Regions from separate parts of the Homo sapiens genome. Here region 2 is linked to region 1. A link is a loop called in an ENCODE intact Hi-C map of the cell type or tissue named here. Cell type or tissue: Caco-2. All regions are shown on one strand. Each heading gives the region's core, and the rest is flanking DNA. Links, peaks and the distances in the headings are about the cores only. Region 1 has its middle 24 kb from the start of LINC02280. Region 2 holds the start of C14orf180 (chromosome 14 open reading frame 180).

Region 1 (14,905 bases), core at 3,756-11,755:
AAAAAAAGGAGGCCAGGCCCAGTGGCTCACACCTGTAATCCCAGCACTTTGGGAGGCCAAGGTGGGCAGATCACTTGAGGTCAGGAGTTCAGGACTAGCCTGGCCAATACAGCAAAACCCCATCTCTCCTAAAAAATAAAATGAAATAAAAAACTTAGCCGGCTGTGGTCGTGGGCGCCTGTAGTCCCAGCTACACAGGAGGCTGAGGCAGGAGAATTGCTTGAACCCAGTAGGCGGAGGTTGCAGTGAGCTGAGATTGCGCCATTGCACTCCAGCCTGGGCGACAGAGTGAGACTCCATCTCAAAGAAAAAAAAAAAAATAGAGAAAAGGGGCCAGGTGCTGTGGCTCATGCCTATAATCCCAACCCTCTGGGAGGCTGAGGCAGGAGGATCACTTGAGCGCAGGAGTTCAAGACCAGCCTGGGCAACATAGGGAGACACCAGCTCTACAAAAAATAAAAAAAAAATTAGCCGAGTTGTGGTGGTGCATGACTGTAGTCTCAGCTACTTGGGAGGCTGAGGAGGGAGGATCACTTGAGCCTGGGAGGTTGAGGCTGCAGTGACCCACGATTGCACCACACTGCACTCCATCCAGCCTGGGTGACAGGGTAAGACCCCAGTAAATCATAAATGAATATTGAACTTCAGTTCCCTATGTAGGAAGTAAAACTTCCTCTTCAAAGTTTCCCTTCTTGTTAAAGAATAAATCGTGTTAAAAAAAATAGTTTCTTTTAGAGACTAACTTCCTTCAAGACTCCTTGCTTTGTGCTAGTAACTCTTTGTGAAGCCCTATCCTATGTAGCTGTTAAACATGCTCACAGGCACGTAATACATTCCATGTCTTTGTACTTTAACCAAAATATCTGTACCGGACGTGCTCGCAGGCATATCCCAGCTCACAGCCTATGCCCCTTCCCTATTTGGCAAAAGCAACTTCTTCTTTTCCTTTGTCTTTCCATTACTTTTACCTATTTGGAAAAGTTTTAAACTTTTAGCCAGTTGGGTTTTAGTTTAGATTGTGAGGCCTGGCTCCAGCCAATGGAGACAGGACACAGTACCAGGGACAAACTGTGTACAGGATAAAAATTGCTTCCCTCCTTTGTTCAGATGTGCTCTCGCCATTGTTGCATTTGCGATGGGCACCCTTTCTGCAGAAAGTAAAAATGGCCTTACTGAGAGAATTAAATTTATGTTCAAGTGCTGTTTCTTTGCAGCACTGGGGAACGAGCATTCTATTTCTAAACAAACATTTTTACATATAACACCCTATAATCTGCCTGCTGAAGGGCTCAGAGGGAGTAGACTGCAATTTACTTTAAAATGTACTAAGGGCCGGGCACAGTGACTGATGGCTGTAATCCCAGCACTTTGGGAGGCCAAGATGGATGGATCACCTGCGGTCAGGAGTTCAAGACCAGCCTGGCCAACATGGGGAAACCCTGTCTCCACTAAAAATAAAAAAAATTAGCTGGGCGTGGCGGCGGGTGCCTGTAATTCCAGCTACTAGGAAGGTTGAGACATGAGAATTGCTTGAACTCAGGAAGCAGAGGTTCCAGTGAGCTGAGATTATGCCACTGCACTCCAGCCTGGGCGACAGAGTGAGACTGTGTCTCAAAAAAAGAAAAAAAAAAATAGGAGGCCGGGCACAGTGGCTCATGCCTGTAATCCCAGCACTTTGGGAGGCCAAGGTAGGCAGATCACTTGAGCTCAGGAGTTTGATACCAGCCTGGACAACATGGCAAAACCCCGTCTCTACAAAAAATACAAAAATTAGCTGGTGTGTTGGTGTTGGCGCCTGTAAACACAAGCCCAGCTACTCGGGAGGCTGAGGTGGGAGGCTCCCTTGAGCCCAGGAGTGAGCTGAGATCACGCCACTGCACTCCAGCCTGGGTGACAGAGTGAGACCCTGTCTCAAAAAATAAAACAAAATAAAATGAAACATATTTAAAAAGACGGCCGAGGGACGCATAGCTGGTGGGGAGAGGGAGCAACCAGGGCAGAGCTTGGACCATATATGCGTTAATGGGAGACTCTAGAAGGAGGTAGATGGTGTCTGCTGTACAATTCTTTCAACTTGGCTGTGTGTTTACAAAGGTTCAGAATAAAATAGTAGGGAAGATGTTTGAAGAGCCCTGCGGAAGAAGGCTTGGGTTGCGGAGTTGGCGTGGTGGTCCCTCCGCCTGGTCCAAGCTGGCTGCCCCTCCAATGTCCCTGATCTTGAGAAGTTGCTGGCTGAGCTCCTGGAGGCCCTGCATGTGAGTGGGCATGAAGAGTGTGAATACCTGTGCTGTGGAGGCCTGGGGTTGACTCCTGGCATGTAAAGCCTGTTTCTGTTAGAGTTTGGAAGTAACATGTGTTCCCTATTTGTGAGGAACAATACAATAATACAGCCCAACAATACAATAACAAGTGACATCACTACAGCTGGGGAGGAGATAGAGAGGGAGGAATCAGGGTGTGATTCCAGGCTCTCCTAAATTCCAGGCTCTCCTAAATTTCTTTTGAGTCATATTTTCTTTCTTCTTCTAGTTTCTTAAATGAAAGCACACTTTCATCCTTTCTTACCTTTTATTAGAATTACTTAAGGCTAGGCTGGGCACAGTGTCTCACACCTGTAATCCCAGCACTTTGAGAGGCCGAGGCAGGCAGATCATGAGGTCAGGAGATCGAGACCATCCTGGCTAACACGGTGAAACCCTGTCTCTACTAAAAATACAAAAAAAAAAAAAAAAATTAGCCGGGCATGGTGGCAGGCACCTGTAGTCCCAGCCACTCGGGAGGCTGAGGCAGGAGAATGGCGTGAACCCGGGAGGCGGAGCTTGCAGTGAGCAGAGATCGCGCCATTGCACTCCAGCCTGGGTGACAGAACGAGATTCTGTCTCAAAAAAAGAAAAGAATTACTTAAGGCTATACTTTGTCCTTTGAGAGCCACTTTGGCTGCGTCCCAGGGTTTTTGATGTGTGGTGCTCTTGTTATCAAATTAGTTGAGCCTCTAATTTGATGTTTCATTTCCTCTAACTCAGAGTCATTCAGAAGAGTGTGTATCTCGTCTTACGCTAGCATTGGCAGCTAACATTCGCTGAGTGCTGTCTGTGTGTGTCACGCTCTGTGTGCTGTGGATATTAAGTGTTTCACTGCCTTTAACTTGCAGAATACAGAGACGTGTAACAGCCTGGTCCTCATTCCGCCGATGAGGAAGCAGAGTCATCTAGCCTGTAAGTAGAAAACGTGTCAGACGTAGTGTCTATCCCACGTCTAAGCTGACAAGAGGTGAGGACTTTAAAGAAGGTGATCTGTTGTTAGTTCCCTGTTTTATTGCACTGTGATCAGAGTTTCACAATTTCCCCTTCAGGGACCTACTGGGATTTCCTTGGGGATCTTGAACATGCTGTTTTTTTCACTTGTTTGTTATTCGAAAGGAATGCACTTCCTTTCTTTGTTGAGTGTGAAGTCCTGTAGATCTGGTAATTTATGGTGGTTAATTGTTCTATTAATATTCTTTTTTCCTTTACTCATTCTTTGATCTGACAATTACCGAGAGAGGTGTGTTGAAGTCTCCCACTGTGACTGTGGTTTAGGAAGATTCTCCCTGTGTTTCTAGCAGCTTTTTTCCATATGTTTTGGAGCAAAAGGTTAATAACTGTGATGTGGTCTCAATGGATGTGTCAGTCTGGCCCTGTGGGGGGCCCTGTCAAGGTCTCTGCCAAGCCTAGCATCTAATTTCTAAATTTAATTTCCTCCAAGATTGTGTGGGATTTTGCTCCTTAAGGGTTTTAGAAAACAAAAGCAACCATCCTGGCCTCTTACGCCAGTAAAATGAACCCTGAAGACCAGGAACCAATAGAGCACCGTGATGACCGCCTGTGTCATGCTCAAGCTGGGCGTTCTCTAGCTCCAAGATTTGCTGTCCTCTGGGCCTGCCTGGGTGCTGCTTGGCTGGTAGCGAGAGAAGGGCTCAAGTCTCATGAAATAATCAGCGTGGATTTCTAGTGCTCAGTTCCTAATCCACGTGCTGAGACTTTTGAGTCGATGGCTCCAATGCTGACTGCTGCCAAGTCCAGGTTGCAGGTGCCCAATTGCACAGGGTGGCTGTGGGGGCAGCCCGGGGAGAGGTCTGCTTTCGGCTGGGCCTCGGGGAGCCTCACAGACTGGGCAGTATTTGCCATCTGAGCAAAGCAGATTGCCCTTCCCAGTGTGGGTGCCACATCCAATCAATTGAAGACCCAAATAGAACAAAGAGGCTGAGTAGGAGTGAGCTTTTCTGGCTTGACTGAGCTGGGACGTGGGTCTTCTCCTGGCCTTGGATTACAACTGACACCACTGACCCCTTTGTCTCCCGCAGGCTGACTGCAGATCTGGGGGCTTCTCAGTGCTGTAATCGCATGAGCCAATCCTTGCAATCAGTCTCTCTCATATGCATACGAAGATAGGCGTTCACACATCCAATTGGCTCTGTTTCTCTGGAGAATCCTGGTACACATTCTGGACCACTGGCCTCTCCTACATTAACTTCATATTCTGAGATGCCCGGGCTGGCTTTCCTGCAGGCACAGGAGGAATGAATGAGTGTTGGAGTCAGCTCAGGGAGACGTGCGTGTAGCATTTGCACAAGTGCAATTAGAAGGATCGCAGAGGGTTTCTCTCCTTGGAGACCAATGTCTGGGTGAAACACACAACCCTGGGCTTGCCGACAGGGTGAATTACACTTCTGACCTAAATAGAATATTCTCTTTGTTCCATTAATACTTTTGCCCTGAAATCTACCTTCAAGGCGAAGTACGATGGTAATATTCCCACAATGCCACCTCCTTCTTCTCTTTCTTTTTGAACTCCCCTGGTAGAGCCCCCTGGGGTGGGGACCTGGCTCTCCTTAGGTCTGTGATCCCTCCAGAGCGTGAGGAGCTGGTGGAGGGGAAGGGATGGGGCCTGGCTCTCTAGGGAGGCCATAAAGGGGAATATGTTCTGGGCCGTGTCACCCTGATAGCATCAGGATGCCGGTCCCACCCACATTTTTGTTCGTTGCCCTTCCCTGTCCTGGGGAGGGGCACCAGCACCCAAAGCAACCTGACACAAGACCCTTCCCTGACCCTCCAGGCCAGCTTGTCAGGACACGAGGCTGGGGGGCGGGTGGGTAGCAGGTGGGGGAGGGGCACGGGGCCTTGCCACCTCTCTGCACAATGCAAGATCCCAGAAGGGGGCTCTGGGGTGGGCTTCCGGACTGACGGACGGCCTCCTGTGCTTCCTTTAGGCTTTCCTTTCTTTCTTTTATTTTTTGAGATGGAGTTTCACTCTTGTCTCCCAGGCTGCAGTGCTGCAATGGTGTGATCTCAGCTCACTGCAACCCCAGCCTCCCAGGTTCAAGTGATTCTCCTGCCTCAGCCTCCCGAGTAGCTGGAATTACAGGCACCCGTCACCATGCCCAGCTAATTTTTTTTGTATTTTTAGTAGAGATGGGGTTTCACTATGTTGGCCAGGCTGGTCTTGAACTCCTGAACTTGTGATCCGCCCGCATTGGCCTCCCAAAGTGTTGGGATTATAGGCGTGAGCCACCACACCCAGCCTCCAAAGCAGAGAAATTCCCTTCCGGTTCATAACACAATTCCCCTTAAGTCTGCGGAAGCACCAGCGGTCGCCAGAGCTGGATTTTGAGGAGTGAACGCTGTGGGGAGGAAGCTGAGCCAGTGGTCCCCTGTGGTAGGTGTAACTGCCCAGGACCATGGTGACTGCCCAGGGGCGGCCGTGGATGGCGTCCTCCATGCAGCCCAGTCCTGCCTCTCCCACCTCTTCCAGCACCCAAGTGCCTGAGCCTTTCTGGGGTCGGACCGGTCCGGGTGCTTCCATGTGCCCCTCTGTGGGGCTGTCACTACATGGCAACTCTCCTCCTCTGGGACCACCGTGGGCTGCCCAGCCCCAGGCCAGGCGGTGGCTCCACTGACTTGACCAGGTTGGGTGTGGGGGAGGGTGCCATTCCCCTTGGGGCCTCTGGTCTCTGGGTTCTGAGCATGGCTGTCTCTGGCTCAGGGGCTGTCCTGTGTGTGGGTGACCAGCACAGCCCCCAGGCCTCCGTGCTCCAGAGGCCTTGGTCCCAGAGAGTGCTCAGAGCTGGTCAGAAAAGGCCCCGAGAACAGCTTCCTCCCCCCGAGCCCCAGGCAGGCTGTCCTCTCCCACCACCGAGACGGCTCTCAGTTCCATCTTGGCAGAAATGTCTCCACAAGGCCCACCCTGTGGGCCCGGGGCCGTTCCGACCTTGAGGGATCCCGGATGGAGTCCTGTGCTGAGACTTTCTGGGAGGAAGGAAGTGGAGCTTCAGCCTTGAAACCCGCAGTGGTGGCTGACACAGGGGTGCAGCCACAGGCAGTCGGGTTCATCTCCCAGCAGCCCTGGGCTGAGCATGGACTCCTCCCCTGGGTCGAGGAGAGAGGGGGTCCCAGGGCCAGGGCAGACGGAGGGGACTCTGCTCAGACTCTGCTGGACAAAGACCAGGCCGCGCGAATGCGGGGCTTGTGAGACTCACCAGGCCCCGGGCAGGCTGCAGAGCCACCTTCACTCCTCACTCACCCTGTGGGGCCTGCACTCATTCATTCACCCTGATGGGGCCTTCACTCATTCATTCACCTGATGAGGCTTTCACGCGTTCCTTCACCTGATGGGGCCTTCACTCCTTCATTCACGCTGTGGGGCCTTCACTCATTCCTTCACCCTGTGGGGCCTTCACTCATTCCTTCACCTGATGGGGCCTTCAATCCTTCATTCACGCCGTGGGGCCTTCACTCATTCATTCACCCTGTGGGGCCTTCATTCATTCCTTCACCTGATGGGGCCTTCAATCCTTCATTCACGCCGTGGGACCTTCACTCATTCATTCACCCCGTGGGGCCTTCACTACTTCATTCACCTGATGGGGCCTTCACTCCTTCATTCACCCCGTGGGGCCTTCACGCATTCATTCACCCCGTGGGGCCTTCACGCATTCACTCCTCTGTGAGCGTAAGCAGAGGGGTGCTTGCAGGTGAGACTGGAGAGGGCCACTGGGAAGGTCCTTGTGGCCAAGGGGAGGGTTTGGCTGCTCCGAGTGCTGTGGTGAGTGCTCCGTGGTGTCCCAGCTGTGGTCACAGCTGTGGGATGCCAGGGAGGGGTGGCGGGAGTGGGCAGGCTGGGTGTGGAGGGGGCAGGCTGGAGAGAGGAAGGGGCTTAAGGGATGGAGTGAGAGCGGCCCAGCCCCAGCACAGCCCTGGTCCCCTTCACCCTAACTGTCCTCTCCCTGTCTCCCCAGCCTGCCTTCTCAGGGGATACCTGGGCGGGGGGTGAGTGGGGGCAGTGGGGACGGTGGGGGCTGGGAAGGATGGGGATCTGGCTTTCTCACTCATTGGGGTCTTTCCAGCCTGAGGTCCTTCACCCCCACGACCCTCACAGGTCTGTGCCCCCAGCACCCTCTGCTCCTGACCCGTGGCCCAGGCCCTTATCTGTCCGGCCCGGCTGGGTGGGGTGAGGGTGGTGCTGAGTGAGTGCAGGGGGCATCTTGAAGCCCCTGGATACAGCTGGCCTCTTAGGACCCCCCGCTTCTGCCTCTGTGTGGGTGCTTTGCTGGGGTCAACTCAGGAGCCAATGGGGGCTGTTTCCCCTGCCTCCCCTCCTCGTGGCTTTGGTGGGGCCCCAGGGGAGGAGGAACAGATAAAGGGGTGGAGTGGGCACAGAAACCCATCGGTCCTGCCCCTCCGAGGGTGGAGCAGGCACTAGGGGATGGGTCTTGTACTTCCCATGGAGATTCATGGAGGGTCCCGTTAAGGCCACAAAGCCATCCATGCTGGGGATGGGGGGCCGTGCGCACCAGGGATGGGGGGCCATCCTCACTAGGGATGAGGAGGGTGGGCAGGGCACAGGACTGGGCCTTTGAGACCCCGCACGTGGTGGGCATCACTAGAGGGGGTTGGCATCCCATGGATGGGAGGGGCTGTGCTGCCCCTAGGCACACGTGCCCAGGGGTGTGTAGGAGCCAAGGGGGAGGTAGGGTCAGGGCTTTGGGCTGCCCAATATTCAGTGGGCCTGGGCAGCAGAGGTCCCGGGCTCCACCCCTCAATCCCTGCAAGGAATTCCGGGGGCAGCTGCAGCAGAGGGGGCCTGACCAGTGTAGGGGTGGAAGCTCAGGCAGGAGGGCTGTTCCTCTGTGTGGACAGGGACGTTCTCAGGTTATGAAGCGAGTGCACTGCCGGGACCGTGCAAACCCAAGCCGAGGGTGGGGCTCGCTCCTAGTGCCACACGCGGGCTCTGTGCATCCTGGGACTGTGACCTGGGTAATCGCTGATCTTGTGCTCGGCTCCCTGGATCCTCCCATGGGGCAGCACGGCTGAGGTCCTGCACACACGGGCCACACGAGGGCGCCGGAGCTCCACCTGCGGCCCGGCCAGGCAGCAGTGTGGACAGGGTCTGGACCCCTTGGTGGAGTCCAATCAGAGAACTGGGTCCCCTCACAGCAGCCCACCTGCAGCGGGCTGGGCGGGGTCGCTGGGTCTCCGAGCCCCTGCCAGGTCAGGAGAGAGGATTGTGGCTGCCCTGAGGGACGGGTGCTGCTCCCTGTGGGCAGACCAGGTGGGCTTCCTGGTGGAGGTGGCATCAGTGGCAGGAGCCCAGTGGGGCTGAAGGTAAGGCTGGAATATAGATTTCCTGGTCAGTGAGTGTGTGTCTGTGCCAATGGAAGATGGGCCAGTGAGTGTCCTTGTGGTCAGAGTTCCACACCCACAGAAAGCCGATCCATCCATCCTGTAGTAGAACCCTCAGCCCCCGAGGCCAGGGATTCAAAGTACCTCCATGGAAGGAGCCCCAGGAGGAAGGACCCCACCCCCATCCCCGGGGTTGGCGTTGAGAAACACGGTGAATAATGGATGCTACACAGAGGGATTAGCACAGAGCACAGGAAGGGGAGGCCTATTCCTTGTTAATATTTATTAAACCCACAGCCTCATCACTCCAGAGCCTCATCCATATTAATTCCCAATTAAACATTTATATGAAGGAGATTGCTTCTCCTCCCCCTCAAAGAACCTGTTTGAAGCTGGGACTGCGGTTGGCCATCAGGGAAGTGGGGTCTCCAGGGGGACCTGGGAGTGGGGGCTGGAACAATCCCTGGACTTGCCCCTGAGGCCCCCCCCGTGCAGCCCGTGGCCCCAGCTACATCCTGGCCCGCACCTGCTCTCCATGCCCAAGTCCCACAGAATGGGTCCCCACTGACCGGTCCCAACACCTCCAAAGTCCCTGAGGTCAAGGCCCTGTCTCCAGCTGCAAAGTCAGTGCCTGAACTCTGTCGGCCATGCACACCTCGGTAAGACTGAGTGGGCAGGGGGTGGCTGAGTGCTGGCAGGAGGGGTCCAGAGTGCTGGCGTTGTCTGGGGTGGGCCTCGGGCCCAGCAGATGATGCCTTCCAGCAGGCTTGGTGCCACTTTCAGGGGACAGCCCAGCGGGGTCCCCAGGCTCCCTTCAGCCCACTCTCCATCTGTGGTCAGGGGGCATCTTTCTTTTGTTGACTTTGGTGCGGACATGGAGGGTGGTTACTGGTGGTCTTTGGTGCTAGGGTTGCGTGAACACGGTCCTGAGGGTGCGCCTCCTCCCCGAGCCCTGCCTAGCCTCCCTGCTGTGTTTGTCAGTTTCCCCTTTAGTCCATCTGCGGCCGGCGTGACTTTTTGTCTCCGTATAACGAGCCACTTTCCCCTACGCTGTGTTCTCCTTGATTTGTAGGAGTCACCTTTTACCTAAGGAGTTCCCACACGTCCCTGAGTCTGTTCAGGGTGGGCTTGCTCCGTCACCGGCAGCGTGCTGGCTTTTATTTTTATCTTTCATTTCCATGGCTTCATAGTTTATCTTCATTCTGGTGGAGTGAGCCCTTTCTCTTGGCTTTTCAATCAGCCTGTCATTCAGGGACGCCCCTTCTTCCATCACGTGCCGAGAATAGGGCTGTGGTCGGGTGTCTTTAAAATGCCTGCTGGAACTTTGCTTTGCGTTGCACTAATCTAGAAGCTAATTTGGCGACGTCGTGGGCTGTGCTGCTGGTCACTCCCGAGCTGACCATGCTGCCTTCTCCTTTCAGTGGCTTGGCTGGGTCCTTTCACTGAGTTCCAGAATTTTCTTAGCGAACGGCCAGCCCGTCCCTTGGTAATTTAATTCCTATCCACTTAATTGCTTCAGTTGCTGAATGGTATCTTATTTTCTGGCTGATTATTGTTGCCATAGAGTCACATTATTGATTTTTGTAGGTTTATCTTGTAACTGTTCGTCCCAGTAGTTTGTTGATTCAGTGACATTTTCTACATAGATGGCCACGTTATCCACCAGTCGTGACAGTTTTATCTCTTCCTTTCCAGTCCTTACACCTCTTCATTTCTTATTTTTTTTTTTTTGTTTGCAGTGTTTCCTGGGACTTTCGAGATTATGTTAAACTGAGTGGTGATAAGGGTCGCCCTTGATTTCTAGTCTGGAAGAGATTGTGTCTTAGATTTCTCTGTGAAGTCTGATGTTTCCTGGGGGTTTCTGGAAAGTAGGTTTTTTCAGGTTAAAGATGTTCTCTTTTATTTGTAGCCTTGTGAGAGTTTTTAGAAATTATAAATAGGTGTTGAACTTTATATGGGTCTTCTGTGTCTATTGAGATAATTCATGCGGTTTTTTTGGCCCTTAGTCCTTGTAGCAGACTGGTGAGTCACCTGAGGGTCTGATCTAATGTGAGCCATTCTTCCTCCTCTTGCATAGACCCTGCTGGACTGCGGGGTATTATTTTTTAACCATTTTGTTGAATGCCGCTGATTATAAGGTGCGCTGTTGTTTTATGTACCTCTAAGAAAGAAAAAATGCTGCCTGTAAAACTATGACACAGTGCTTTATCACATAGAAGCTCCACTTCACATGCATGGGAGAGCTATCAGACTTACTCATAGGATTTTATCATAGCTCACTCTTACGCATCCATAAACAGGGAAAAAAAGCAAAATCACAGAATGAAGGTGCCCTAAGATGCCCCACTCCCAGAGCTGGGCTCCCCTGAATCGCATTTGGACTTAGCATCCCCGACGCCCTTGTTTCTCTGTGTGGAGCCTTGGAGTGCAGAGTGCGTGGGTGGTGACACACGTCTCGGATGACAGGTCGTACCCGTTCCTCAGTGGGTGGCGACACAGGTCTCGGACGACGGGTGGTGCCCGTTCCTCAGTGGGTGGCGACACAGGTCTCGGACGACGGGTGGTGCCCGTTCCTCAGTGGGTGGCGACACAGGTCTCGGGCGACGGGTGGTGCCCGTTCCTCAGTGGGTGGCGACACAGGTCTCGGGCGACGGGTGGTGCCCGTTCCTCAGTGGGTGGCGACACAGGTCTCGGGCGACGGGTGGTGCCCGTTCCTCAGTGGGTGACTGTCTGAAGCACTGTCACTGTCCCCGCTCTCTCGGAGCCAGGGTCTTCGCAGGGCTGGCTCAGGCCATTGCTCTGACCATGTCCCGGAGGAGGTGGTCAGCCCCCCAGGCCTCCTGGGTCCAGCAGACCCAGCGCCCACTGTGTGGGCAGTCTGTCCAGAGGGGGCCCTGGGACCCTGCTCTCCTGGTCAGTGCTGGCCCCTCTCACTTCCAGGGATTTGAGGAGAATGGAGGTGGGCTGGACAGCCTGGTTAATTATTCGCTGATTTAAATGAGATAGCAAAGGGCTTTTTATTGATTTGCATATAAAAATTATGAAACCCAATATATCCTGAACACGCACAAATTAGTGGGCCGCAAAGACACGTGAGGCGGGTGATTCCACGAGCTTCAGGCCCCAGGCGCTGGGACAGGATTAAGGTCAGCTGTGGACACAGATGGACGCGCGGCCCGTTAATGGCCCGGAGACGCGTGTGCGTAAAAATGTATCCTTTCCCACACGACCACCGTTCCTGCTCCTCTGGCGGGTGTCTTAAATGTGCTCTTGTATGTATAATATTAATTTAGTCATAAAATAAAAGGCAGTAGCTCAGAGAGGAGCCCATGTGAACCATTAAATTCAAAGTACCGTGTGAAGTATTCGCGGTTCTGGTTGCCGGGTGGGGTGAGGGGAAGGGGCCCTGGAGGGGGCCTCTCCACACCCATGAGGAATGAACGTCAAGCGAAGCCTCCATCTCCTTCCTCCAGAGCCAAGAGCACTGGCCGTGGGTGACAATTAGAAGCTGGCTGGGGACCCCGGTGGCCCTAGGATGGGGTGGCTGGAGGCTGGGTGGATGAGGACCCCGCTGCAGTGGGCATCCTTCGGGGTGGAGAGTGGAGGTATTGTGTGTGCCGCTGTGCACCAAGAGGCTCCAGGTGGATACAGCAGATCCAGGAGGGGTTTCTGGGGATTGGGAGAGCTGCTGGGGGCCCCAGCAATCCACAGATGCACCCAGGAGATGTGCCAGGAGCCGTCTTCTGCTTCCCGGGGCCCCAGTGCAGCACTGCGCCTGATCTCCACCCCCAGGACGGTGAGGTGTCTGTGGTTTAAACCCCCGGTGGGTGGTACGCACTCACGGTGCCCAAGCTAGCTCACACAGTTGGAATGGAAGGAGGCGGGAGGGAAGAAAGGATGGAGGGATGGGTGCAAGAGCCGGGGCTGGGATGCTGGTAGAGCACGGGTGAGGATGCGGGGCAGGAGAGGGGACACGCGTGGAATCCTCGCACCTCAACCTCAGAGGGGATGTGGGGCCAGGATCACACAGCCCAGCCCCTTGAGGGGATGTGGGGCCAGAATCAAACAGCCCAGCCCCTTGAGGGGATGTGGGGGCCAGGATCACAGCCCAGCCCCTTGAGGGGATGTGGGGCCAGGATCACACGGCCCAGCCCCTCAGAGGGGATGTGGGGCCAGGGTCACATGGCCCAGCCCCTTGGAGCCCTGTCCTCTCATCACCAGTGACCCTAGGCTTCCTGTGTGACCCTTGCAGGCTGGAAAGCCCCCTCCACTCAGGATGCATCCCCCAGCAGGGCGAGACTGAACCAACCTCCTGGCAGGCCCGGCCAGTCCTGCGGGCGAGGCCCTTCCTTCCCCACCTTCCAGACATCCTTCAACTGTGGATGAAGCTGAAGCTACCCCCACTGGCTGCCACACCCCAACCCTCCCAGGGCGGGGACTTCCCTGGGGCGGCAGGTGCATCTCCTGGCTCCGGGCTACTTGTTCATGCTGCTATTGAGGGCCCATCCTCCGGGCGTGCACCAGGCCCCATCAACTGCAGGTCCATGGGGCGCCTAGGCCGGCCCCCGGGGGCTTTCGGGGTTGATGGGATTGGGGATGCCCCTCCATGCCCTTTGCCTCCTGTGTGTGCCGACCCCCAGCCCCTCCCCGATTCAGGCAGCTTGGCGTTCTGGGACGTGTGGAGCCCACGACTGCTCCCCTGCCCAGTCCACCGTGGGCTGTGGGCTTGTGTCCTGGAATCTTCTGTGGGTTGCCGCGGCGTCTCGGCTGTGCTCTGGCCCTGTCAGCCCCTCCTGTGTGGGGCTACTGCCCCCTCTACATGCAAAGCAGATCCCAGGTGCAGGCACAGCTTCTCCGCTGGGGAGCAGAGGGGTTTTCTGCAGAGAAAACACCCCCTAAGCTGTCGGCTTGAAGCCCCTGGTCCCGTTGGCCCTCCCTGTAGTGTCCTGGCCGTGACAACCCATCTCTGGGCTCCCTCTGGGGTGGTGCGGGGCAGGGCTGCTGGAGCTGGGCCCTCTCCCCTTTGAGGTCAGCAGGCCATGGGGTACCTGGGTGTTCATGTCCACCCCAGGGCCCTGCCGCAGGGGAACACACCCCTTGGCGTGGGGATTGCGCTGTAGAATGCGTTTACCTCTTTCTTCTCTTTCCCCAGGGGCACAGATTTTGGGGTCAGGAGGCCAGGCCAGTGCTCGGTCAGATTGTCTGGCCTTGCTGAGCCTCAGTTTCCCTCTCTGCAGCACAGGAAAGGTTATGGCTGTTGTCAGGCGTGCCAGTGTGGGCTCCTCCCTGTCAGGTCCCAGTGGGACAGCTTGGCGGGGTGGGCAGGTGGTAGCCGGGAGCCCGTGCTGGTTCCGGTCCACTCACAGCAGGACCCTGGGCAGTGGCTCAGTCGAGGCCCTGGGTGCGCTGGAGAGAACAGGGCAGGTGGCAGAGCTGACCCAGGTCAGTCGGATTCGGGGGGCCTGACAGGGGAGGAGGTGAAGGCAGGGGACCCAGCCCACCTTCGGGGTCCACTGCTCACCTCAGAGTGGTCTGAGAAAGGCAGCTGCCCTGTGGGGACAGGGCTCCTGGTCAGCCCCCGGCAGGCTCAGAGCTAGCCCTTCTGGCCCCACCGGTCTCATCTGTCCCCACATCAGTCTGAGGCCCTGCTTGGAACCTCAGGCCAGGGGGCGGCCAGGGACGCGGGGTCCCAGCCAGGCGGGCTCCCATGCTGCTCGTAGATTCTGACAGGACAGATGACAGCGGCGAGTTTTCACCTGATGGGCAGATGGGTGTCGTCTGTTGCTGTCATTAATCAGTGCCAGCTTCCCCAGAGCCACTAACAGGCTGCCAGGAGGGAAGGATGGATGGGGCTGAATTCATCAAGAACCAGGCAGAGGCCAGCAAGGGTGGGCTCTCAGCTAGGAAGCGATGGTGGTCACGGCAGCAAGGGGTGGGCTCCTGGGGGAACCCTGCGTAGCTGTGGGAGGCAGCAGGACAGTAGATTGGGGCTGGTGGTCATGGGCTCAGCTCCCTGGAGCCCGCCCTGGCAGCACGGCTGCCTCGCACCGTGGGGGCCTCTGCTGTTGGCACTGCAGGGCCTCAGGCTAAGTCAGGGGCAGCTGGGCCTGAAGGCCCTGGTCTGCTGCCATTTCTGTGCCTGCCTGGCCCCAGCGCAATGGCGGAGGCCATCCAGACGTGACTGTGTTGCAAGGGGCTCTTTGTTCTCACCAGTGGCAATGTCACTCCCATGGGGCAAACATTGGCCC
Region 2 (14,905 bases), core at 3,599-11,598, 64 kb after region 1:
CACTCCTCATGGGGAAACAGGCCTGGAGAGGCTTGGGCCGACGGAGTCACGCAGGGATGCAGGGCTGGACGCAGTCTCCCCCAGCTCCTGCCAGCAGCTCTCGCTATTCACCCCTCCTTGGCCTGGGGTCTGTCCAAGGGATGGTGGGAAAACAGTGTGTGTGTGCACGTGTGTGAGTGCACACATGTGTGAGTATTCCCCTGAGTGTGCAAGTGTGAGAGTGGGCACGTGTGTCAGAGGGCATGAGTGTGCACGTGTGGGGTGTCTGTGTGTGTGAATGTGTGCATGGAGGTGTGGCTATGTGTGCATATGTGTACTTGTATTTCTGTGCGTGCATGTGAATATGCATGTGTGTGTGTGTCCATGCATGTGCCCGTGTGTGTGTGTGAGTGTATCTGCGTATGTGTGGGTGAATGTGTGTGTGTTTGTGTAGAGTGTATGTGAATGTGCAGGCGTAGGCAGTGTGTTTGTGAGGGTGCCTGGCTGTGGCATTAACCATCTGTTGCTGAGCAGCATAACTTGGGGAGGACGCGACTTCGCCTTCTGGGGCACAGAGTTCTGCCGGAATGTGGACAGTCAGGACTTCCTACGGGACAGCACCTCCCCCTCTTCAGGTGTGGGCTCCAGAGCACCTTGTGTGACCACGTGTGACCTTAGGCAAGTCTCCTAATCTGCCTGGGCGTTGGTCTGCTCAGCTGTGAAATGGGGGTGAGGAGAGCAGCAGCCTCTGCGGGCTCGCGTGAGGGTGGGAGTCAGTGCACAGACCCGAGTCCGCACCAAGCCTGTGCTCTGTGCCATCAGCCACTGTTGGCATCACTCGGGGAGGGAATGTGCCCAGGAACAGAGCTCAGGTGGCTCTGGCTGTGTCTGGACAGTCAGGACATCCTATGGGATGACACCTCCCCTCCGGGAGCCCTGGGGCCCTCTCCAGAGATGCACCTTCCCCTGGGCCACGCTCTGCTCCCAGGCAGCCTCCCTGAGCCCTGAGGTCCCCTCTCCAGAGATGCACCTTCACGTGGGCCACGCTCTGCTCCCAGGCAGCCTCCCTGAGCTCCGCGGTCCCCTCTCCAGAGATGCACCTTCACGTGGGCCATGCTCTGCTCCCAGACAGCCTCCCTGAGCCCTGCCATCCCCTCCCTAACTGGGCTTCACGCTTCCCCTTCTGGAAGAGAGGTCTGGCTCAAGTCCTGGGCTCTGTCCTTCTTTGGCTCTGTGACCTCGGGTAAGTGGTGTGACCTCCCTGGGCCTCATTTTCCCCAGTGGAAGCAGGGAAGGAGTGGCTCTGGCATGCTCGGCAGGTGGGGGCGGGGAGGCCTGGGGCCTCTGGCAGGGACAGTGTGTAACTGGAGGCCTCGTGACAGATGGGAGATAAAGGGCGGAAAATAGCTTCAGAGCCTGGACCTGTAAGTGTCCCGCTAGGCCCGCTGCTGGGGAGGGCGCGTCCACCCGAGGGGACTCTACCCCCACTCTGGGAACAGGAACCCCATGGCGCCTCCCTTGGTGCTGGGGGGCTGGGGGGTTCTTACCAGCTCCTCTACTGAGAGGGGGCACCGAGCTCCCTGGCGGAGGGGAAACTGAGGCCCAGAGAGGGAGAACAGCCTGCCAGGTTTCAGAGCCTGGGTTGGGACAGAGGCGGGAGTCAGGGCCCGGAGCTCCCAGTTGTGGGCATGACCAGCCCGTACTGCTGGTGGGAGGTGGGGCCATGAGGGCTGAGGCCCAGGACCTTGGTCTGGGGTGTGACCCTCCAACAGTCTTTGGGGGTCTAGCCCAGTACCCCAAAGACCCCACCTCATCTTGAAGCTGCTGAGAGACGTGAGGGCACTGATGGAGCCCAGCGGCCGTGGCAGTGCCGAGTCCCTCCCCCTCGAGACCAGCCTGCAGTGGGGCGTGGGGGCGGGCCAGTGGTTCTTGCCTGGTTCTGTGGCTTGGATAACGCCAAGCTCTGGGGCCCAGCCACTGCTGCTCCCTCCCACTCCTGCCCCGTCCTCCAGGACGCCGCCCGCTGGCTTCCCGCCTCCTCCCAGGCTGCTGCCTCTGCCTGGCCCGTGCCGCCCGCCCTTTTGCCCACAGCCCACCTCCTGATGTTTCTCTGTCCTCCCTGAGGGTTCCTCGGGGCGGGCAGTGCCCCCCATGCAGCAGCTGGCTCGTGAGAAATCCTGACATCCCACCCACCCCACATGGGAGGTCCTTCCTCGGCTCTGAGCGTGCGGCCCCACACTCCCGGCTCACCCCTCGCCTGGCACTGCCCTTCCTCGGCTCTGAGCGTGCGGCCCCACACTCCCGGCTCACCCCTCGCCTGGCACTGCACCCATTCACACGGCAGCCTCACAGCCTTCCAGGGGCAGAGGGTCCCGGGGCCTGAGCGAGTGCAGGCTGGGGCCAGGCTCCCTGTTTCCCTGTTCCAGGTGCAGCCTCCCCCAGGGCAACTCACTTGGGAGCTGGAGACAGGGGGCCAGGCTCCTGGGAAGCCAGAGACCTCCCTGGGAGAAGCTGGAGACTCACAGCCCCCACCCCCACCACTTACACACACACACATACATACTCTCTCTCTCTCTCTCTCTCTCTCTCTGCCCCTGCCCACCTGGGCTCCTGCTGGTGCTGTACCTCCGGGGTGGCTCAGGCCTGATCAGCCCCGAGATCCACTGGCGGTCACAGCCTCGCTGTCGCAGGGTGTGAACCAGAGCTGTTGCGGCTCACAACCAGCTGAGAAGTTTCCATTACGGCGACACTGAGCAGTGGCCTCAGCGGCCCTGAGGGCCCCGGCTGACTTGCTGCTCTCGGGACAGCCCGGTCCATGGGGAGGCCGTCAACCACGGGCTTGGTGGCCCCAGGAGGAGCTGGGCCTCCTCAGTCTCCCAGCACCTTAGTAGTTTGGCCACAGGCCTAACCCAATGGCCCTGGGGCTGCAGATGCAGGTTGTGCCTTCTTCCGGTGGAAGAAGACTGGGACCATGGACACTGCCTCGCTGGCCTTTCCTCTGCAGGGCGGAGGCAGAACACAGCCAGGCGGGGTGGCTGGGCTCCTGGGAAAAGCCTTGGCTCCCAGCCCAACGCTCACCACTGGAACCACGCTGGCAGCTCCCCAGACAACATGCGTTCTCGACTTAAGTAAGAGGGAGAACTTGTGGGGAGGCCCCTGGCTGGGCTGACCGCCCACTGGGCTTGCTCAGGTGCCTGCAGGCCCTACCAGGTAGGAACAGGAGCAGGAGCTGCCTGGTGGCCCCCTGAGGCCCCTCTCCATGCCTAGATGGGCCCTCACATCCCGAGGTGCAGTTAGGGCTCGAGGTAGCAGCAGTACCGGGTGATGGCTGCTCATCTGCTGGGTGCAGGGGCCACCCTAGGCCTCGAGAGCTCCAGACAGACAGGGCGGGGGACCCCCCCAGGCCCTTCCTCCCATATGTGGAATGGGGGCTGTTTGCCAACTGTCCAGGGCACTGCAAAGCTCAGTAGTGCCCAAGAAATGGCGTGGCGTCCAGTGCTGGGTGGGGGTCCCATGGCCACACAGGGCAGGACAGGGATTCCTTCTGACTGACGGCTCAGAAAAGAGCCAGTTCTCAGGGATTCCCAAACACTGAGAACTAGGCTTCAGTTACTGGAGTAACGAATCCATTCCTGCTAGGCTGGGCCTGCGTAGACTTGCCCTCGGAGGATGCCCCCCACCAAGGCCCTTCAGGGAAGGCTGGCTGGGTTCATGCCTGGCACGGCTGCCTGCATTCCCCTGAGAGTGCAGCCCCTTCTCCCACTGCCCAGGCTGTTTCGCGCAACATCAGGTGCCCTTTGGAAGCTCCTGTGTGGCCAGGAGCACCCCCGCTGCTAAGTTTGAAGTGGCCGTGTTCCCTGCTTCCCCCAGAGGCGGCCTGGCCTCAGTGTGGACACAGGGCCGGCCTGGGACTGTCTCCGTTTTAGGGAAACCATCAGTCCCAGGAGAAGGGGGAAGGGTGGCCACTCTGGAGCTTGTTCAGGTCACTCAGGATCATCAGTGTGTGCTCTGCCCAGTCTCTGCCCACACCTGCTGCCCAGCTGGGGCAGGTTCCCCACCTGCACCTGCCTTTGGCAATCTCTCCGCTCTGCCCAGTCTCTGCCCACACCTGCTGCCCAGCTGGGGCAGGTTCCCCACCTGCACCTGCCTTTGGCAATCTCTCCGCTCTGGCATCTTCATACCCAAGCAGGAAGTGAGCCCCCTCTCCCTGGGGCTGGAACTCACCTGGTTCCCTCCTGGCTCCCCGAGGGACAGAAACAGGCTCTTCGGGATCTCCCTGTGGGGCACAGTCCAGTGAGGTCCTGGACCCTCTTGGCCGGCAGCACCCCTCCCAGGCCCTTGAGAGTTGAGCCTCGGGCAGAACTGCAGGGCACACAGGTGAACGGGCCAGGCCCGCCCAGGCCTCCTTCCCGAGGGCTCTGATCTGGAGGCGCCACCGCCCGCTGGCAGGGCCGGGTCTGTTGTGGCCTTCGTCCCGTCTCCAGCCCTCTCTGCTGGATCGCAAAGCTGGGCCAGCTGGCAGCGGCCAGGCTATAATTACCTCTCCCCTTTGGCAGAAATAGCAGTGAACCCGAGGACAGGCCGCTGGCCCCGGAGCAGAAGGGGGTGGCTGTTTCCCAGGCCCCCGGTGGACAACAGACCATGATTTCAGATAAGACCAGAGTTTGCTGCTGTTCCTACCCCTCCCGGCCCAAATGTGCCCCCTCCCAGGTCAATTCCAGAGCTGTGCAGCTCTTGGAAAAACCTATGGATTGGAATTCGGGGCAGAGTGGGAGAGGGAGGGCACTGTGGGGCTGCGGGAGGTGAGGTGATCACAGAGTCCAGCCTCCAATAAGACCCTGACCCAGCATGGGGCCTCCGTGGTGGCGAGAGTGCCCGCCCTGCCCCAGGCCCCTGTGCCCCTGTGAGTCCTGACCTGGGGTTGCCAGAGGGAGAGGCAAAGAATGGGTCCCAAGCTGCCGTTTTGGGGCACACTGGCCGACCCTCGATATTGCCCTGGCAGGAAGGGGCAATGTATGGGTCAGTGAGCGATGGCAGGGGTGAGGGATCAGCCTTTCTCAGGGTCTGTCCTGGGTGGGCGTCCAACTGCCCTGCCTGGCGCTGCTGAGTCTGCCCCTCATTTGTAGGTGAAAGTGCAGCTCAGAGAGTTGAGGCACCCTGTCCAGAGTCACACAGCCCGGAGGTGGTAGCCTGGCTCAGGCTTGGTGGCCCGTCCTCGCCAGCCCCCCCGTCTGCTGGTGCATGTAAAGGCAGGTCTGAAAGAGGCTGGTGAGGGCATCACTGGCGCAGGGCACCACCACATGTGGGCAGACCCCTGCCTGGTTTGTGGGGCTTTGACCTGTTTCAGGGGACTGCTGGAGGAGGTGTGGAGAGACCCGTGTTTCTCCATTAGGAATGGGGGTGCATCTCCCTTGGGTAAAGCTACAGGACCCCTGGGAGCCCAGGGTGTGCCAGGCTGGGGGACAGTGTGCACAGAGGGTGACTGCTCAGGGCCAGCCGTGGGGCTGCATGGACACAGAGTCCTGGAACCCACCGTCAGAGCATGAGCAACGCAGCCACTGGGATGGGGTTCAGCAGACCGGCCCTCCCCTCACTGCCGTCTTCAGTACAGGGCATGGGGGAGCAAACTTTTCTCTTACAGGGCCATATGGCACACAGTGCGCTCTGTGTCTACACAAACGGGGTGGGCCAGATTGGCAGGAGGGCCTTGGCTCGCTGACGCTTGTTCCAGGGAGAGCACTGAGGAAGGCTGGGTGGTCCTGCTGGCAGTCTGGCTTCCTGGGAAGAGTGAGGTCCTGTAGCCAGACAAGACCCTCTCCCGCCTGTGCCCAATCTGGGCGCTTATCCTTGGCTTCCCAGGGCTGGAGCTGCTCCTCCCAGATTTCAGAGGTCAGGCTGCACTGCCCGAGGTCGGGGGGCTCCGGGACAACTCCTTCCTGACCCTTCTCATTGACAGAGGGGAGGGAACGGTCAGCCCACAGACCTTGGGTGCCGCCCCCTCTCTGTGCTCCCTGGAAAGGCGATGCGGGCTGACCCTGTGGACATTCGCTCTGGGTAATTTATTAGTGAGCTGATGGCTCGGCTCAGGGCTCAGGTCCCAGCGGGGTCATATTTCCGGCCGTATCTGATAGGGCTCGGCTGCACCCTCCTCGCCTCCGTCCATTGCGCCTCACTCCAGCCTGGGCTCTGCAGGGCAAGATAAGGCTGGCCCAGGGGAGTGCTGAGCTGCCGGGTCCGCGGAGGGTCCCCAGTGCCTGTGCCAGGCAGTGCCAGGGAAGAGCCCAGTTGTGTCAGGCCTGCCTGCAGCCGGCAGGTGGGCACATGTGCCCACGGGCAGTGGTGCCAATGACGTGGTGCCCAGGTTTGGGCCCAGCTCTGTCACTGTTCAGCCAGGTGACCTCCGCCACACCCTCATCTCTCCCCGGGAGCTGGGAATGATCGGATGCCCCACCCTCCCCAGATCTTTGTGGTGCACCCACCCTGAGCAGTGCCCCGGGAACACAGCAACTAAGGCCAGCTGTCATTCAGCGGGAGGGCGGAGCATGTCCAGTGGCTGGGCACTCCTGAGCGCTGGGAAAGTCCAGCGAGCTGGCTGGGCTGGGCTGTTTCCTTGGGGTGGTCCTGGAAGGTGGCCGGGGTGGAGTAGGGCGGCACGTGGGAGTGGAGGCTGCAGGGGCTGGAGATTGTGGCTACTCTGGTCATGGCCACGTGGTGCTGGCCTAGACTCCCAGCTCTCCCTGGACCATGGTCTGGCTGGAGTGCGGAGAGCCCTGGGCCTCAGCATGGCCTCATACATGGCTCCAGGCAGGGTCGGGGGTGGGGCTGGAGGGTGTGGAGGCCCTAGGCTGACCTGGGCCAGAGAAGAAAGGGCCGGTGGGTGGGGGAGATGGGGGTGGGGTCCACAGCTGGTTGAAGCAGAAGGACCCCAGGCACAAGAGAGGCCAGCGTTGGCCCAGGGGGTGGGAGTTGGCCGTGGCCCTCTTGCGCAGAGGCCTGGAGGCTGGCCCTTCCCCTGTCTGGCATACAGCCCGGGGGGAAATTCGTGCAGGCTGGCCGACTGCAGCACCAGGGCTTGTGGTGGAAATGGGTCCAAAGGTTCTCCAGGCGTCTCCGGGGCTCAGGGCTGCACCCCTGTCAGCTGAGGCTGTCCTGAGCCCAGCTCCCTCTGTGGTAGTGAAAACGCCCAGCTGAGGCTGTCCTGAGCCCAGCTCTCTCTGCTGCAGTGGGAATGCCCAGCTGAGGCTGTCCTGAGCCCAGCTCCCTCTGTGGCAGTGAAAACACCCAGCTGAGGCTGTCCTGAGCCCAGCTCTCTCTGCTGTAGTGGGAACACCCAGCTGAGGCTGTCCTGAGCCCAGCTCCCTCTGTAGCAGGAGGAACGCCGGGCTGAGGCTGTCCTGATCCCAGCTCCCTCTGCCGTAGGGGGAACGCCCAGCTGAGGCTGTCTTGAGCCCAGCTCCCTCTGCTGTCGTGGGAACGCCCAGCTAAGGCCGTCCTGAGCCCAGCTCCCTCTGGGGCAGTGAAAATGCAGCTGAGGCTGTCCTGATCCCAGCTCCCTCTGCTACAGTGGGAATGCATCTTTGTAGCTCTCGTCTCTGCAGTGGGTCGTCAGCTGCTTCATGACCACAGGAAACCCCCTGAGAGGGCTTGGTTGAGGGTCTCCAGCTGGGTGGGGACGGTGGCTGATGGGGTCATGAGAGGCCCCATAAACCATGACCACGGTGAGAAGGCCCTGGAGAGGACTACGGGAGAGGGCAGGCAGGGGTGGCGGTGGTGGGTGAGTCCAGGGCCGGTGGAGGCCGCATGAGCAGGTCTTTGCCACTGGCACACTCAGAGCCAGTGCTAGGTCAGGAGGGACAAGGAGTGAAGTCCTCACAGGACTTGCCACGTGGTGGTCACAGGTGGGCTTGGCCCAGGCACCCTGGGGGTTGGTGGGAGTGAAGCCTGAGGGTGGGGTCCAGGAGAAGAGGAGAGGAAATGAGGGAAATGAGGGAGGAGTGTGGGTTTGGGGTTAGAGGGGCTGACGCATGCTCTGGGTGAGAGCCGGAACCTGGGCTGGGGCTCCACAGGCACAGGCTGCTCTGCACAGGGGCTGGTGGGGGGACTTCCCACCAGGCAGAGCTGTCCATGGGAGGAACAGCCGACAGTAAGGTAGTGAGTTCCCCATCACTGGAGGCAAGCAAAGGAGGATTTTTGCCTTTGGGGACTCTTCAGGGCCCCATAGACCACGGGTGGGGAGGGAGGTGGGAGGACGGGGGAGCAGACTCTGGGCATATGGGGGTGACCTGTGACGCTCTGGCCCCTGTGTCTGCTCACTGGCCCCTGACATACGGCTGCCTGGAGAGATGCTGCTCTTCCGGCTTGCAGATACAGCTAGAGTCCTGCCCCAGGTCACGGCCCGGAGTGGGAGGTCCAGGCCCCTACCATGGAGCCTGCAGCTTGTCATTCTCAGACTGAGGCAGGGCCCTTTGACAGGGCCATGTATGGTCACCCCGTCGCCAAGTCAGAGCCCTTATTAAGAATACAGGACGCATGGGCACTGCCCCCAGCCCTGAGTGTGGTGGGGGCCCTGGGTGATGACCACACTGGTTTCCACGAGTGAGAACCATAGGCTGCTGGGGCCCCCCCAGCTCCCATCAGCTGAGATAATGGGGGCCTCTGGGCCCCGCGGAACACTAACCAAAGCGGCCCCTTTCCTCCTCCTCTATTATTCATGACCTCCAAGAGGCTGTAAAAGTCCTTTTTTCTCTACAGGAGCCATCGATACGATGACAAATTTTATCTATGAAGTTGGTCCCTCCCTGAAAGCCAGTTGGCTGTCGGGGCTGTACATAAGCCATAACCGAGCCGGGGCCCCCCGAGCTGCCTGCCACAGCTGTTTTTCCAGCAGCATCTTAGGGGCTGGCTGGAGGGGCCGGGAGATCCTTCCACCACCCCGCCTGACCTGCTGAAGGTTCTGGGCTCTGAGGCGAGGCCGTGTGGGGGTCTGTCTGGGCTTCAGTGGGGCGACTGCAGGCGTGGGCCCCGGGGGCAGCCGGTCAGCCCAGGTTCCCACTGTGGGCGCCATCCCTGGTCTCCGGGCCTGAGGACCCACCGCAGGGACCTGGCTGCGGCCGGCCGGGGCCGAGCATTCACACGTCACACACAGCCTCATTCTCACACCAGAAGCGTGCATTCTCTGTGGCGCAGGCAAGCCACACATCTGTGGACATGTGCGCCGAACTGTGAGGGCCACGCTGTCCGTGTGCAAAAGTGCTACGTGCTGTAAAATAAAAATAAAACCCTAAGGCCCCAACCGACTGAACAGGCTCCTCTTGGCCAAAGGGACTCCAGAGAAACCGGAACAACTGAGTTCCCAGTCATGATGGGACAGGAGGGCAGACGTGCCTCGCTCTCCCCCTTCCCTGCGGGAGTTCAGGCAGGGCTGACCAGTAGTGACGTTAACCTAGTGATCAGAGGACTGTGACCCTAAGACTCGAATTATAAACAGGACCGAAGGCCGCCAGCCCAGGGTCAAGTCATGCACCCCACACGCCACTGTGACCTGGTGTATCGGTTAAAAGACTTCTTAATCTTCACCGAAAACATTCCTTTCTGATGACTGCACATTTATAGACAAAGCTTTACTTCTTTAACTAATTGCAAATGAAATAATCTCTGGCCCCGCTGACGACCTGTCAGCCCCCTGCTTCAAGACACCCTGCCTTTCTGGGCTGAACCGATGTAGAAGCTCCTTGAACTATGACTGCCTGCAATTCCGTCACACTAAGGTGGGTGGGAAGCAGAGCTGGTGTCTGGCTGCCTCAGGACCCCCCACTCAGGGCTCCCTGGGTGTGTGCACTTTTTCCTGGGCCGCGGTCACTCATATTGGCTCAGAAGAAAGCTCCGTGTTCTACGGAGTTGGGTCTTTCCATTAACCATGCTCTCCAAGCGCTAGATGGGCAGAATGCATACTTGTGTGCAACGGCTTAGCTCCTCACAGGGCTTAGCTCCTCTTCCCTCCCCACCGCCTCCTGAGCCCCAGGCCTGGCCTCATTGGCAGATAAGGACAGGGGCTCTGTAGGGGGAAGCTCCTTGCCGGGCTGTGAGGCGGCAGCTTACGGAGTGGGCTCAGATCCAGGGGACTGGGTGCCGCCCTTGGTCATGACTCCCCTGCACACAGCTGCTGGGACATGGGGCACAGGCACAGGACACTGGGAAGAGCTTGGCACCAGAACCGGGGGAGGGAGGGCCCCACCCACACCCTGTCCTGGGCCTGCCACCTTGGGCAGTCAGTGCCTGGCCGAGAGCTACTACCTCCTGCCCCAGGGGAATCCTCTCCTTGCAGGGCCGTGGCAGGTTCTGAGGGGCTACTGTGTGCCTCCTTGTGAAAGCGGCAAGGTTGGGCTGGCCGGGCAGGCACACAGTTCTGGTTCACGCGGGTGCCCACCTGGCAGTGGCTGAGTGGCCCAGAGCCTGGGTGCCCAAAGTTCCCTCAGCCCAGGTGTGCCCGTCACTGGTGCTGCCCTCCCTGTTGCCGCCTGGAGCCCTCCGGCCCACTGGGGAGGGCAGCTTCTCCTGATCTTTCCACCGTGTCAGGAGCAGCTGGCCTGAAAGGGCAGAAGTCAGTGTCCAGGGCCCACAGAAACTATGTGCTGGGCAGGAGACTCTCCTGATCTTTTGAGAGCTGTGGGTACGGGCTCTGAGCTGGCAGTGATATCAGGGGACCCAGAACCCCGCTGTGGGTAGAGTAAGGGCTCCCGGAGACCTGGAGGCAAGCCCGCCCTGCAGTGACCCTGGGACCCTCAGCCTCTCGTGCCTAAGGGAAGGGGCTGCCTGTACTCTGCAGTTGGCAGAGCCTGCCCATTGGTTCCTTGACCTAATGATTATGAGCCATTTTGGCAGGAAAAAAACCCAAACGAACAAGTGGAAGCTTCTAAGACCCTGGCCAAGAGAGTCATTCCACACATCCTGAGCATCTGCAGAAATTAGGACCATCCCCAAAGACTCAAAAGATACAGGGATGGTCAGTCCCACTGTCCCCACTGTTCCCACTCTGTTCACCCATATGGTCCACAAAAACCAGCAGCATCATGGCCGATGGTGATGGATGAACCCAACCCAACGCAGAGTCAGCCCACATGGAAAATGCGCCGCCGGATGCGATACCTCGACTGAACCGAGTCACCACATCCTCTGGCCCTGGGTGTGTGCGGTGTGTCTAGCAAGTGTGTCCTTCTCAACCACCTCAGTAGAGAGGGGCCCACCCAGCTGCCTGTGAGAGACAGCAGTGCTCCAGCCACTGGCACTTTCTTGCTACTCTTGCAATCCAGTGCTCTGGGACACTCCTGGTCTGCGGAAAATGATGCTGATCAGCTACATTCGTGACGTCATGCTTAGTACGTCACATGGCAGGTGGTCCAGACCTCCAGGAACCCATGCAACAATGGTAGCCATGATTAATGGACAATGGAGGAAAAACTCTAGCCCCGGTCCCCAGGCATTTGGCTGGGGAAGTCAGTGCAACATAACATGACTGGCTGTGGCACTGGTGACCCCTCGGGTGGCCCTGAGGGCAGGGATGAGCTGTGAGCACCGCCTTGGGTGTCACTGTGGCTGAGGGAAGGATGGATGCAGGCTCCTGGGCCATGGCAGCTGGCCTGGATGACCAGGTAGGAGCCTGTGGGAAGCATAGGCTCGAGGACCAGGAGGTATGGGGGGAGGGCTGTGGGTGGGTGTGCAGGGTGGGCACACAGCTTGTGGCTCTCTGGTCCTGTGCCTGCTGGAGAGCATTGAGGGACAGGCTGGCTGGGGGAGGGGCTGCTGCAAGACACCCTGGGCAGCAGCCAAGGCCCTGTCTTGGGACACAGAGGGAAGGGATGGGTGAGACTCCTCTGCGGGGCAGTGCCTGCCTCCCCCTTGCCCCGTTCTGGGGCACATGCACCAGCAGCTCTGAGTGGAGGAAGCTGGGCAGGGCCAAGGAGGCTTGGTGGGGCCCACTCAGCCCAGGGCTTCGGGGACTCAGGAGCGGCCCCTCCCTCGTTCCCAGGGCCTGACCTTGCTCAGAGCCCGCAGGAGGCCAGCCGGGGTGGCAGGAGGGCTCCCAGAGGTGGGGCAGCCAGGCAGGGACCTGCTGACCGTGTCCTGTGGCCGGGGGTTGGGATCTTGGGCCTGGACTCCAGGGGCCGCTGCATGGGCCAACAGAGCCTTTCCCTGCCCTTTCCAGAGCCCGAGGGGAGAAGCCTTGTTCCTGAAACTGCCTTTTCCTTGCCACATCCTGTTTCCATTTCTTACGAACGACAAAATCGATTGGATGTGCCAGAAGTGCCATTGCTTGCGATTTAATGCCACCTTCCCTGGGGCTCTCGGGTCTTTCTGCAATCCCACGATGAAGCCAGCCACAAGAAGTTCAGAGAAGGTCACTAAAAGAGGGCCCGAGAAAAACCCTCTGAGGAGCTGGGCCTGAGTAGCCTCTGGCGGCAGCAGTGATGGGCTCACGACGGGGCCTCTCTACCCAGCACTGGGTGGGCACGAGGGGCCAGGCTGGGGTGCCAGGCAGGGGGCATAGGACAGTGGGCACTGGAAAGTCCGGCCAGGCCCATCCCACCACTGCACCGGGGCTGCTGCAGCCTCTGCTGGGGAGGGGCCTGAAGCCAGGGCTGCAGGAGAGGAGTGTGGGGATAAGGAAAAAAAAAAAAAAACCGAGAGAGGGAGGGCTGGGGAGGGCTGGGGAGGGAGGCCAGGGTCAGACTGAGGAGTGGGAGGTGGAGCTTAGCTCCGAGAGGAGCCACCAACCCCGTCCACAGCTTTCCGGTCTCGGATGAGAGCGTGAGGTCTTTGTACAGTCAGAAGCAGGGGGCTACACGCAGCTCAAGTGTGCCACAGAAATTCCGCTGGACCGACGCCTGTCTGTGTTTCATATGCACGCAGTCACGTGCACAACCAGGCACACCGAGTCTCACACGTGTGCACACACACACCTTCTCTCTCTGTCTCACGTCCCCCACGGGGCCCCAGCAAGCTCTGACCCCAAGAGGCTTTGTGTGGCCCCAGGCTTCAGCAGAGGTGGGCAGATGCACACGTGAGCCCCACTCTCCCAGTTCCCCGGCACGCGAGGTGCAAGCAGCCATGGTGTCTCCTCGCTCATAAGGGGAGGACCGCGATGTATGCACGTCCGGGGCCCCCAGAGGCTGAGTGTGGCCAAGTGCTGCCACTGCCTTTGTCACCAGTGCCCAGCGCCTGCCCGTCACTTTGACAAGGCCCAGCCTGTAGAACCCACTGGGGTAAACGCAGGGAGAACGCACTGTTACAAAGCCACTCTGCGACTCCTCCGGGCCTGTGGGGAGAGGGGAGTCTGCAAATAGCCACTTAGGCCAAGAATTGCTCCAGACCCCTGCAGGAGTGCCCCTCATGCTACAGATATTGAACGAGGTATCTGAGTACGCAGGGAGGTTTCTGGGCCCCACATGTGAGCCCTGCGTACACACCCCATAGCTGTGTCATGCCCAGGCAGGTGTGCACACGCGCCTGGCCCACGGGTACCTGTTCTCCTAGCATCTAGGGTACTGTGAGGTTACTCAAGTCTCCCCCTTACCCTCCCACCTCCTTTGCTCTTCTGTCTGGGGGAGAAGGCGTGTGAGTAAGTGGCCGGCGTCAGGCGGGAGCAGCAGGGGCATGTGTGTGCTGCGTGTGTGCTGCGTGTGTGCTGCATGTGTGCCGTGTGTGTGTCATGTGTAAGCTGCAGTGCCTTGCCTGGCACCACACAGGGAAGCCAGGCTCTGGCCTCCAATTTACAAGGCAGTTTGTTGGGACCCCTGAATGTTGGCCATGTACAGTTGTCCAGGTTGCACAATAAGGAACTAATTTAGGTTTACTGGAGGAGGGGTCAGATGTGCCGTGGGGGCGCCTCGATGTGGAGCACCCAGGAGAGATGTTGGAGATCAAAGGGCACAAGCAGGCTCTTGTAGGAGGAACTGTGTCCGACCCTGCTCACCATGTCCGTCGTCTGGCCTCACCTGCCCTGGCTCTGTCCCTCACTTGTGCTCCCAGCCCCCCGCAGCTGTCCCCATTCCCACGTATGGTGCTGCTGCATCCTCGGCATCTCTTCTTCCCACTGGAGTTGGAGCAGACCCACCGTGAGCCGGCACATGTGCCCACCCTGGGGCCTGGAAAACCGTGGAGGGCGGCACCCTCGCCAGCAGGGTTTGCACAGTCGCCTGGGCTTCCCCAGGAGCCCACATGGAGGTCATTCCCGAGACCGCCAGCTCCCTGCTGGGAATCACGTTTGCTTGTGAGGGATGTGTGTGTCCCGGTGGGAGAGCCATCAGGGAGCTGGGGATTAATAACCTGCACCCACTTGCCAGGTGGGAGGCCAGGAGCCCTCTGGGGTCCTGAGTGCTTCATGTTTGGGGCATGCTGCCCATGCCAGCCACAGGGATGCTGCCTTGAGACGGTCGGCGACTTTGTCATGGTGTGTGGTCTGCGGGTGCATGAACACACCCACTCCATAGCAGCCCGAGGAGCTGACGGAGGCTAATTAAGTTCTAGGCTTTATATTACACGAAATGGGGGAATCTTCTATAAAATCACCACTAAACGAAAGCCAAGTGCTGTGTGTGTGCAGAGCCGCCTATAAAGGATTCCCTGCCTGGCAGACACCGGAGAGGCTGAGGCTGTCTGGCAAATGTGGGGAGGGAGTTTATTGCTCACCATATGATAAAATAATGGAGTCATTAAGAGAAAATACTTTTCAGAGCATTAAAATTAGAGGTGAATTGATTCAGTGGTAAAACAGTCCCATTTTCCTTTTTGGGGTTTATTTAGAGCTTTTATGCGGCGTTCTCGCTATGATCCTGTTTGGAAGCCGCCCTGTGACGCGTCAGCTTCCCCGTGCTGGCTCTGGCCGCCCCGAGGCAGGACCGCTGCTGTGGATGGGAGGGTGGCAGCCTCC

What was found. Peaks named below come from ENCODE experiments on the same cell type or tissue, not always from the same donor. Only the 100,000 strongest peaks of a DNase experiment are listed, where the experiment ranks them.
Region 2: it touches region 1 in a loop (7-fold over the local background); 22 of 110 quality-filtered maps call a loop at or near these places.

The regions. Positions count from the first base shown.
Region 1 is chr14:104,633,620-104,648,524 of GRCh38, reverse strand. No RefSeq gene overlaps it. Among named protein-coding and RNA genes, the nearest start is that of LINC02280, 24 kb to the left of the region's middle. In Caco-2, for the core only: a CTCF peak has its summit at 8,400 (motif pointing right); a DNase peak (open chromatin) is centred at 8,344; H3K27me3 peaks cover 169 bases.
Region 2 is chr14:104,569,302-104,584,206 of GRCh38, reverse strand. C14orf180 (chromosome 14 open reading frame 180) reads right to left here and starts at 4,443. Exons shown (of 5, transcript NM_001008404.3): 1 at 4,204-4,443. RefSeq lists a silencer at 12,569-12,769. In Caco-2, for the core only: no CTCF peak of the experiment used is centred there; DNase peaks (open chromatin) are centred at 6,966 and 7,367.